Linked DNA regions of Homo sapiens: region 1 is linked to region 2. Evidence: read pairs that join two places in POLR2A ChIA-PET (ENCODE). Cell type or tissue: OCI-LY7. All regions are shown on one strand.

Region 1 (5,000 bases), 260 kb before region 2:
TCAGATACACCAATCAATCGTAGGTTTAGTCTTTTCACATAGCCCCATATTTCTTGGAGGCTTTGTTCATTCCTTTTCATTCTTTTTTCTCTAATCTTGTCTTCACACCTTATTTCAGCAAGGTGATCTTCAATCTCTGATATCCTTTCTTCCACTTGATTGTTTCAGCTATTGATACTTGTGTATGCTTCAGGAAGTTCTTGTGCTGTGTTTTTCAGCTCCATCAGGTCATTTATGTTCCTCTCTAAACTGGTTATTCTAGTTAGCAGTTCCTGTAACCTTTTATCAAGGTTCTTAGCTTCCTTGCATTGGGTTAGAACATGTTCCTTTAGCTCAAAGGAGTTTGTTATTACCTACCTTCTGAAGCCTACTTCTGTCAATTCGTTAATCTCATTATTTGTCCAGTTTTGTGTCCTTGCTGGAGAGGAGTTGCGATCATTTGGAGGAGAGGAGGCATTCTGGTTTTTGGAATTTTCAGTGTTTTTGTGCTGGCTTTTCCTCATCTTCGTGGATTTATCTACCTTTGATATTTGAGGCTGATGACATTTGGATGGGAGTTTTTGTGTGGGAGTCTTTTTTGTTGATGATGTTGTTGTTGCTTTCTGTTTGTTAGTTTTTCTTCTAACAGTCAGGCCCCTCTTCTGCAAGTCTGCTGCAGTTTGCTAAACATCCTCTCTAGACCCTATTTGCCTGGGTATCACCAGTGGAGGTTGCAGAACAGCAAAGATTGCTGCCTGCTCCTTCCTCTGTAAGCTTTGTCCCAGAGGGGCACCAGCCTGATGCCAGCCGGAGCTCTCCTATATGAGGTGTCTGTCAACCCCTGTTGGGAGGTTTCTGTCAAGCCCTGTTGGGAGGTTTCTCCCAGTCAGGAGGCATGGGGGTCAGGGACCCACTTAAGGAGGCACTTCATCCCTTTGCAGAGCTGGTACCCTGTGTTGGGAGAATACCCTTTGTCAGGATCAGCTGCTCTCTTCAGAGCCAGCAGGCAGGAAAGATTAAGGCTGCTGAAGCTGTGCCCACAGCAGCCCCTCCGCAGTGCTCTGGGGACAATCCAGTGCTCTGTCCCAGGGAGGTGAGAGTTTTATCTGTAAGCCCCTGACTGGGGCTGTTACCTTTGCTTCAGAGATGCCCTGCCCAGTGAGGAGGAATCTAGAGAAGCAGTCTGGCCACAGCCGCTTTGCCACACTGTGGTGAATTCTGCCCAGTCCAAACCTCCCAGTCTCCTTATCACTATCAGGGGAAAACTGCCTACTAAAGCCTCAGTAATGGCAGATGCCCCTCCCCCCACCAAGCTCAATTGTCCCAGGTTGACTTCAGACTGGTGTGCTGGCAGTGAGAATTTCAAGCCAGTGGTTCTTAGCTTTCTGGGCTCCGTGGGAGTGGGACCCACTTAGCAAGACCACTTGACTCCCTGGCTTCAGCCTCCTTTCCAGGGGAGTGAACAGTTCTGTCTCACTGGGGTTCCAGGCGCCACTGGGGTATGAAAAAACTGTAGCTAGCTCAGTGCCTGCCCAAACAGCCTCCTGGTTTTGTGCTTGAAACCCAGGGCCCTGGTGGTGTAGGCTCACGAAGGACTCTCCTGATCTCCGGCTTGCAAATACCGTGGGAAAAGCATAGTATCCAGGCTGGGTAGCACAGTCCCTCACGGCTTCCCTTGGCTAGGGGAGGGAGGTCCCCCAGCTCCTTGCACTTCCGTGGTGAAGCAATGCCCCACCCTTCTGCTTGCTCTCCATGGGTTGCACCCACTGTCTAACCAGTCCCAATGGAATGAACTGGGTACCTTAGTTGGAAATGAAGAAATCACCTGCCTTCTGCATTGGTCTCGCTGGGAGCTGCAGACTGGAGCTGTTTCTATTCGGCCATCTTGGCCCCTTCTCGAAAAGTGTTTAAGAACTCCATAGTCAAAAGCCAGCTTCATTAAAAACAGATTCACGCAGGCATGGTGGCTGATGTCTGTAATCCCAGCCCACTTCGGGAGGCCACAGTGGGAGGATTGCTTGAGTCCGGCCTGGTCAATGTAATGAGTCCCTGTCTCTACAAAAAGTAAAAGCAAAACTTATCTTGGCATGGTGGTGTGTGCCTGTAGTCCCAGCTGCTTAGGAAGCTGAGGTCGAGGATCATTTAAGCCCAGAATGTGTCAAGGCTAGATGAACTGTAATCATGTCACACCGCACTCCCGCTTGTGTGACAGAGCAACACCCTGTTTCTATTTTTTTATTTTTCTTTCAGTACCGCAGAACAGAGAGACCCTCTCTCTCAAAACAACAAACAAGGGCTGGGCGCGGTGGCTCAAGCCTGTAATCCCAGCACTTTGGGTGGCCAAGGCAAGCAGATCACGAGGTCAGGAGATCGACACTGTCCTGGCTAATACGGTGAAACCCCGTCTCTACTAAAAATACAAAAAATTAGCTAGGCGTGGTGGCAGGTGCCTGTAGTCCCAGCTACTCGGGAGGCTGAGGCAGGAGAATGGTGTGAACCTGGGACGCGGAGCTTGCAGTGAGCCGAGATCGTACCACTGCATTCCAGCCTGGGTGACAGAGCGAGACTCCATCTCAAAAACAAACAAACAAAAATGAGATTCAACCTCCTCCCATCTCTCTGCTGTCTTCAGTACCACATGAAAAGATCTAGAGGAGACTTCTAATGACTCAGACCCCTAAAGGAAGACAGAAAAAGCTGCCTCTCACTCCCTTTCTGGGGTCTTCTGTCTTCCTGTGGAGTGTGAAGAGTCATGGAGAGATTTCATGACAGTTTCCAGCACAAAACTCTGCTCTCTTTTGTATCGTGTCGCCTGATCCCTTTGACTTTTAGGAGTACTGGATATTACTTTGTTCTGTGAGAGAACACTTAACCTTTGTGTATGTGATGGCTGGCAAGTTACTGGAGGTGGCTGACAGCAGTTGTTTACAGTGAATGGTTATTATTATTACTACAGGGAGTTACTGGTTTCTTTGCTGGTTAAGATAAGAAAGGCACGGTTTAAATACTTAGAGAAATGTTTTTGTATTGAAGTACACCATGAAAGTGTTGCATAGCCCAGTCCCATGGAGTTTCCCTCTTTTTGGGGACCCAGGATTCAGCCTAAAAATGGAATCCTTAATTTATAAAGCTCTAGATGCTCTGCCTTCAATTGCATCTGCTTTTCACATATTTAAATTATTAGGCTCTAAAAACTGTAAATGCTTTGATGGCCCTGCTCCTTAATGGGCTCTGCCCTGAGCTCAGTGATCCAACTGGAAAACAGACTAAATTAAAAGCTACTTATCTAAGTGAAATAGGTCTCCTTATAAAATCCAATGATAGATTCCTGTGATTTTGTATTACCTTGGCATCCATTTTTAATTTTCTTCCAACACACCCAAACTCCTCCTTGAAAAGGCTTAAATTCTTTCTCCTTGTACTTTGAGATATAAAGTTACTACTGCATTTTCTCTAAAACTCAGTACGAGCTTCAGCCATGTGGAACAGATAAACTTTAAACTTTTCCATTTACAAAGGTACAGTTTGAATCCAACTGTCCTTGTAAAACTAGTGAGTTTTACCAGTCTCATGACTAAAATTTTTTTCTCTGCTTGGTTTTGTTTTGTTTTTCTTACCTCAGTTCACCAGCAGTTTCAATGTGGCTAAAATTTTTTAATTAAAGCTATGAAGTCATTATCTGTGTCTGTCTGATTTATGTGTACCATGTATACATGTCTGTTTATATATTGTCTACATGGTACCACTGACTTATAGAAAACGTGCTCATAAATAATATAACCAACCCAAATGCTTTCCATGGTCACTTGACTTTAGTAATCTTGGGTTTAAATTAAGATAGTTTTTAAATTATTGGTAAAGTAAAATAGAAACGTCTTCAAATTTTAATTTAGACATGTTTGCCTAGATCTATTGGTTAGACTGGTTTATACTGTCTCTGCTAAATGTCTTAAGGTCATAAGGCCATTGCTTTTATGGTATTTTTTGGTATTTGCTTAATTTGTCTATGAGCTTATGTCTTTGGATTTGAGCCTTTAGATTCTGAGGACTAGACAAGTGGCCCTGGGGACAGTGCCTGGGCCCCATCATCCCTAGTTGAGCTGTGCCTCTTGGCTTTACTGCAAGGAGTTGGATCCTCCAGGCATTGTCTCCATAGCACTGTCATTTGTCCTGAGCTCTGCATACGGTACATAAAGTTGCTTACTTCTTAGGTTTTTCACTGAAAATTAGGGTTACTAAGAGTTAACATTGTGGTTAATATATGTAACTAAAACTACTAGGCCAGAAATTTACATAGAGAGCATATAAAGAAGATGTAAAGAAAGTTGAAAAGGGTAATTTTTTTCCTTTACGTAAGAGGGGACTTTGGTCAAAATGATAAGGGGGATAGTAAATCTTTGTCCTAAGTAGAATACCAATATAAGAAAAATGAAGTATAGGACAAAACTGAAGGTGTAAGCAAGTTGTAAAAGGTTTGTATAAGATTAATCTCATGAAAAGAATTTTGTATGTGATAAAGTTGGCTAAAATTAGAAGGAGATTATTAACTTTTCTAAAAATTATGCATTGATATTTAAAGCACACTGATGTGGGACCCCTGTTTCAGAATAACAGGGCTTTCTTGGAGCATTAATCTGCTCTTTAATAGAAAAATTTTTAAAGGTTATAGAAATTTTATGCAGTTAAAACTGAGGGCTAGATGCGGTGGCTCACACCTGTAATCCCAGCACTTTGGAAGGGTGAGGTGGGCAGATCACCTGAGGTCAGGAGTTTGAGACCAGCCTGGCCAACATGGTGAAACACCATCTCTACTAAAAATACAAAAATTAGCTGGGTATGGTGATAGGTGCCTGTAATCCCAGCTACTTGGGAGGCTGAGGCAGGAGAATCACTTGAACCCGGGAGGCAGAGGTTGCAGTGAGCTGAGATCAGGTCATTGCACTCCAGCCTGGGTAACAAGAGTGAGACTCCATCTAAAACAAACAAACAAACAAACAAACAAAAAACAAAAAAAAATACCT
Region 2 (5,000 bases):
CTTATTTTCTTGTCTGGATGTTTGTATTAATAAAACTATAAATTTTGCATTTTAAGGGGGGTGTAAATACCGTATAATGAATGAATACCTTTAAGATTTTGATTGATACTTCAGTTAGTTGGTAGGAGCCATTTATTACTGAACCTCAGAGGTGAGAACGGGTGAAGGAGCTAAAAGCAGTCAGTCCTTAGCTGATCATTACAGTGTACACACATGTAATCTGGACTGCTCACCAAATGAAATTGTGTCCAGAATTGGTGGGTTCTTGGTCTCACTGACTTCAAGAATGAAGTCATGGACCCTCGTGGTGAGTGTTACAGTTCTTAAAGATGGTGTATCCAGAGTTTGTTCCTTCTGATGTTCGGACGTGTTCAGAGTTTCTTCCTTCTGGTGGGTTCGTGGTCTTGCTGGCTTCAGGAATGAATCTGCAAACCTTGGCGGTGCGTGTTACAGCTCTTAAGGTGGTGCATCTGGAGTTGTTTATTCTTCCCGTCTGGAGTTCATTTCTCCTGGTGGGTTCGTGGTCTCGCCAGCCTCAGGAGTGAAGCTGCAGTGTTACAGCTTTGCAGTGAGTGTTAGAGCTCTTAAAGGCAGTGCAAACCCAAAGAGTGAGCAGCAGCAAGATTTATTGCAAAGAGTGAAAGAACAAAGCTTCCAGCGTGGAAGGGGACTGGAGCAGATTGCCACTGCTGGCTTGGGCAGCCTGCTTTTATTCCCTTATCTGGTCCCACCCACATCCTGCTGATTGGTCCATTTTACGGAGAGCTGATTGGTCTGTTTTACAGAAAGCTGATTGGTCTGTTGTGACAGGGTGCTGATTGGTGCATTTACAATCCCTGAACTAGACACAAAAGTTCTCCGAGTCCCCGTTAGATTAGCTAGACACAGAGCACTGATTGGTGCATTTACAAACCTTGAGCTAGACACAGGGTGCTGATTGGTGCATTTACAAACTTTGAGCTAGACACAGAGTGCTGATTGGTGTATTTACAATCCCCTGGCTAGACGTAAAGGTTCTCCAAGTCCCCACTAGATTAGCTAGACACAGAGCACTGATGGGTGCATTTACAAACCTTGAGCTAGACACAGCGTGCTGATTGGTGTATTTATAATCCTTTAGCTAGACATAAAGGTTCTCCAAGTCCCCACTAGATTAGCTAGATACCGAGTGCTGATTGGTGTATTTACAATCCGTTAGCTAGACATAAAGGTTCTCCAAGTCCCCACTAGACTCAGGAGCCCAGCTGGCTTCACTTAGTGGATCCCACACTGGGGATGCAGGCGGAGCTGCCCTCTAGTCCCGTGCTGTGCGCCCGCACTTCTCAGCCCTTGGGTGGTCGATGGGACCGGGTGCCGCGGAGCAGGGGGCAGCGCTCATTGGGGAGGCTTGGGCCGTGCAGGAGCCCACGGTGGTGGGGAGGCTCGGGCATGGTGGGCTGCAGGTCCTGAGCCCTGCCCCGCGGGGAGGCAGCTGAGGCCCGGTGAGAATTTGAACGCAGTGCTGGCAGGCCAGCACTGCTGGGGGACCCGGCACACCCTCCACAGCTGCTGGCCTGGGTGCTAAGCCCCTCACTGCCTGGGGCTGGCGGCGCCAGACAGCTGCTCCGAGTGCGGGGCCCACCGAGCCCACGCCCACCCGGAACTCGTGCTGGCCCACGGGCACCACGCACAGCCCTGGTTCCTGCCCGTGACTCTCCCTCCACACCTCCCCGCAAGCAGAGGGAGCCAGCTCCGGCCTTGGCCAACCCAGAGAGGGGCTCCCACAGTGCAGCGGTGGGCTGAAGGGCTCCGCAAGTGTGGCCAGAGTGGGCGCCAAGAGCAAGCGAGGGCTGCCAGCACGGTGTCACCTCTCAAAATGACTTAGAATGTATACCTGTCATACAACCAGTTTAGCTTGCTTTTCTAAAATGTTTTTAATTTTCAAAATAATGTTTAAAGAAGCCTTACTGAAGTTGATTGTAAAAAATTTCAAACTTTTAAGTGTTGCTAGGGAAATTGAACCGAAAACATATCTGATTATTTTACTCAAACTAGTGAACAGGGTTTAAATAAAGAGGGTGGAGGCTGGGTGCGGTGGCTCATGTCTGTAATCCCAGCACTTTGGGAGGCCCAGGTGGGCGGATCACCTGAGGTCGGGGGTTTGAGACCAGCCTGACCAACATGGAGAAATCCTGTCTCCCCTAAAAATACAAAAAATTAACCAGGCATGGTGGCACATGCCTGTAATCCCAGCTACTCGGTAGGCTGAGGCAGGAGAATTGCTTGAACCTGGGAGGCAGAGGCTGTGGTGAGCTGAGATCGTGCCATCGCACTCCAGCCTAGGCAACAAGAGTGGAACTCTGTCTCAAAAAAAAAAAAAAAAAAAAAAGAGTGTGGAGGACTCTTTTTAACTTTGCTTATGAAGAGAGTTTTGTTTTTTTTTTTTGGGATGACAGTCTGATTCTGGGTATTCATGCCTTCTCATTGGAAAATCACCACTGTGCTTTCTTCTTTTTTTCCATTTTTTTCTTTCATAGTTAGAGATGGAGTCTCACTCTAACTGTAACTGCGGGAGGGTAGTGATGTAATCACAGCTCACAGTACCTCCAGCCTCAGCCTCCCGGTTAGCTAGGACTATAGGCACACATTACCACACCTAGCTAATTTTTTTTTTTTTTTTTTTTTTTTTTAAAGAAACAGGGTCTCACTCTGTTGCCCAGGCTGGTCTTGAACTCCTGGGCTCAAGCAGTCCTCCTGCCTCAGCCTCTCAAAGTGCTGGGATTACAAGCACTGAGCCAGTGTACCCAGCCTTTTTTCTATTTTGTTCTTGTCTTGTATATTTTACATTTTATAGCTTTTCATGTTTCTGAAACCACTTACCACATTTAGGCCAAAAGGCAAAATAATAAAAAATAAAACCAACCTCACCTAAAAAAAAGTTTAAGGATTAAGTATTTCCATATACCAGTGTTGAACAGATTTGAACAATATATTTGATTTTATGCTCTCCAGTTGCTAAAGTGAGGAAAAGAAACAGAATTATATTGTTTTCATGTGCTGACAGCCGGAAGCATGTAAACATCTGCAGAAACCAAACGTTTCCTGGAACTAAGCTTGAGCAGAAATCTATCACGTGGACCTTTGTTTAAAGAACCTTGTGAAAAACCACAGTTATGTAAAAGATCCAGGAGCGCAGTTCATGTGGATTAGATTCTCTAGGAGGCAGAGAGTCTAAGGAGATCAAAGAAAACAACGACTTGGGAAGTGCATGTGCTGAGCGCTGGAGCCAAACTAGCAGAAAGGAGTTTTAGAGGCACTGAATCCAGGCCTCTGGTTTTTGGGGACTGTAGTAAAGAAAGGAGTTGAGGCCTGGTGCAGTGGCTCATACCTTTGGTCCCATTACTTTGGGAGGCTGAGGCTGGAGGATGGTTTGAGGCTGGAAGTTCAAGACCAGCCTGGGCAACAAAGCAAGACCCCTTTTCTAAAAAAAAAAATTAAAAAAAAATGGATGTGATGGTGTGTGCCTGTAGTCCTAGCTACTCAGGAGGCTGAGGCAGTAGGGTCAGGAGGCAGAGGCCGGAGTTGAAGGCTGCAGTGAGCTATGCGGGTACCACTGCACTCCAGTCGGGTGACAGAGCAAGACCCTGACTAAACAAAAAATAACAACAAAAAAGGAGGCAGGGGTTTAGAAAATACCATGATTGTTAACAGGACCATCAGATTTCATTTTTTCTAAAATATTAGATATTGTCAGTGTGGTTTTTATATAGGTGCTGATTCTGTTCTGTTCGTCTTCAAGTAACAAATGCCTGCAGTGGAGATATCTTATTTTGATGATTAACAGGAAGCTTTTAAGCTTTGAAGAAAGCAAACAACATTTTCCATGGACCTTTAAGAGCTGGGCTAATATTTTTGCCCACACAGAACTCTAATTCATTTCAGAGTCAAGGGCAACAATAGAATACTTTTTCAAGGACCTTGCATTTGTTAATACAGGTTTTCATAATAGAAAGCAATTTAAATATTCAGAACTAACGTAACATGGAAGAAACAACTTTTTCCTGAAATATTTGAGAGACAAATATAACAAACAATTCATCTTTACTATGACAATCTCAACGGAAAGACTTCAGTGTGGTCATATTAATGCATTTTCTGTTCCCAGCAGGCAAGTAAGGCAAGGGAAGCATCAGCTCCCAGGCTATTGTAGTCATCCAGATGGAGATGAGGTAGGCTCAGATGGCAGTGGTGGGAGCAGGGAGAAGTAGTTAGAATTCAGATGTAGTTTTAAGATTGAGCCAACAGGGTTTGCTCATGAATTGGGCAGAGGATATGAGGGAAAGAGAAAACTCCATCTTGGAGGATGGAGTTACTGTTTCCTGAGATGAGCAAGCCTGTAGGAGCTTCAGGCGTGGAGCACTAGGGGAACATCAGGAGTTTGGCATGGCATGATGTTAAAAGGGGAATGTCTATTAGACATCCAAGCGGAGATGTCAAGGAGGTGGCTGAAAATATGAGCCTTGAGTTCAGGGAAGAGGTTCAGGCTCTTATTTAAGGTGCTGAGACCCATTGAGATGACCAGGAGGAGAGCGTATAGACAGGAAAGTTTGAGAATTGAGAGTCCTGGGTCGCTCTGGCATTAAAAGGTGGATAATGAGAAGAAGTTTAAGGAATGGCCAGTGAAGGAGGAGGAGAGTCAGTAGGTTGTGGTGTCCTGGCAACCCAGCAAAGAAAGTGCTTAAAGAGGAGAGTGATCAGCTCTGTCTGTGCCGCTGGCAGGTCCAGTAAGAGGAAGACTGAACAGTGAACATTAGATTGAGTGAAAATGGTTTCTGCTGCTTTTTTGCCCAAGTAGTCTTGAATGAATTCAGTTAACCTGTCTCTGGGGATAACAATGGTACTTACCTCATCAGGTGGTGGTGATGAACTGTTTATTTATTTAAAAAAAATTTTTTTTGAGACAGGGTGTAGCTCTGTCACCCAAGCTGGAGGGCATTGGCATGATCACAGCTCACTGCAAC

What was found. ChIA-PET counts read pairs that join two places held together with the same protein. Peaks named below come from ENCODE experiments on the same cell type or tissue, not always from the same donor. Only the 100,000 strongest peaks of a DNase experiment are listed, where the experiment ranks them.
Region 1: POLR2A ChIA-PET joins it to region 2 with 6 read pairs; 12 of 35 experiments call an interaction of 5 or more read pairs at or near these places.

What each region holds. Positions count from the first base shown.
Region 1 is chr7:131,311,995-131,316,994 of GRCh38, reverse strand. The region is part of intron 4 of MKLN1-AS (MKLN1 antisense RNA); the gene reads left to right. It also overlaps a transcript of MKLN1 not described here. Among named protein-coding and RNA genes, the nearest start is that of MKLN1-AS, 13 kb to the left of the region's middle. In OCI-LY7, no CTCF peak of the experiment used is centred here; no DNase peak of the experiment used is centred here.
Region 2 is chr7:131,055,461-131,060,460 of GRCh38, reverse strand. The region is part of intron 2 of LINC-PINT (long intergenic non-protein coding RNA, p53 induced transcript); the gene reads left to right. Among named protein-coding and RNA genes, the nearest start is that of LINC-PINT, 52 kb to the left of the region's middle. RefSeq lists cis regulatory regions at 1,165, 1,194, 1,352, 1,500, 3,154 and enhancers at 1,093-1,237, 1,122-1,266, 1,280-1,424, 1,428-1,572, 3,082-3,226 and 1 more. In OCI-LY7, no CTCF peak of the experiment used is centred here; DNase peaks (open chromatin) are centred at 2,580 and 3,110; H3K4me3 peaks cover 1,144 bases; H3K27ac peaks cover 2,141 bases.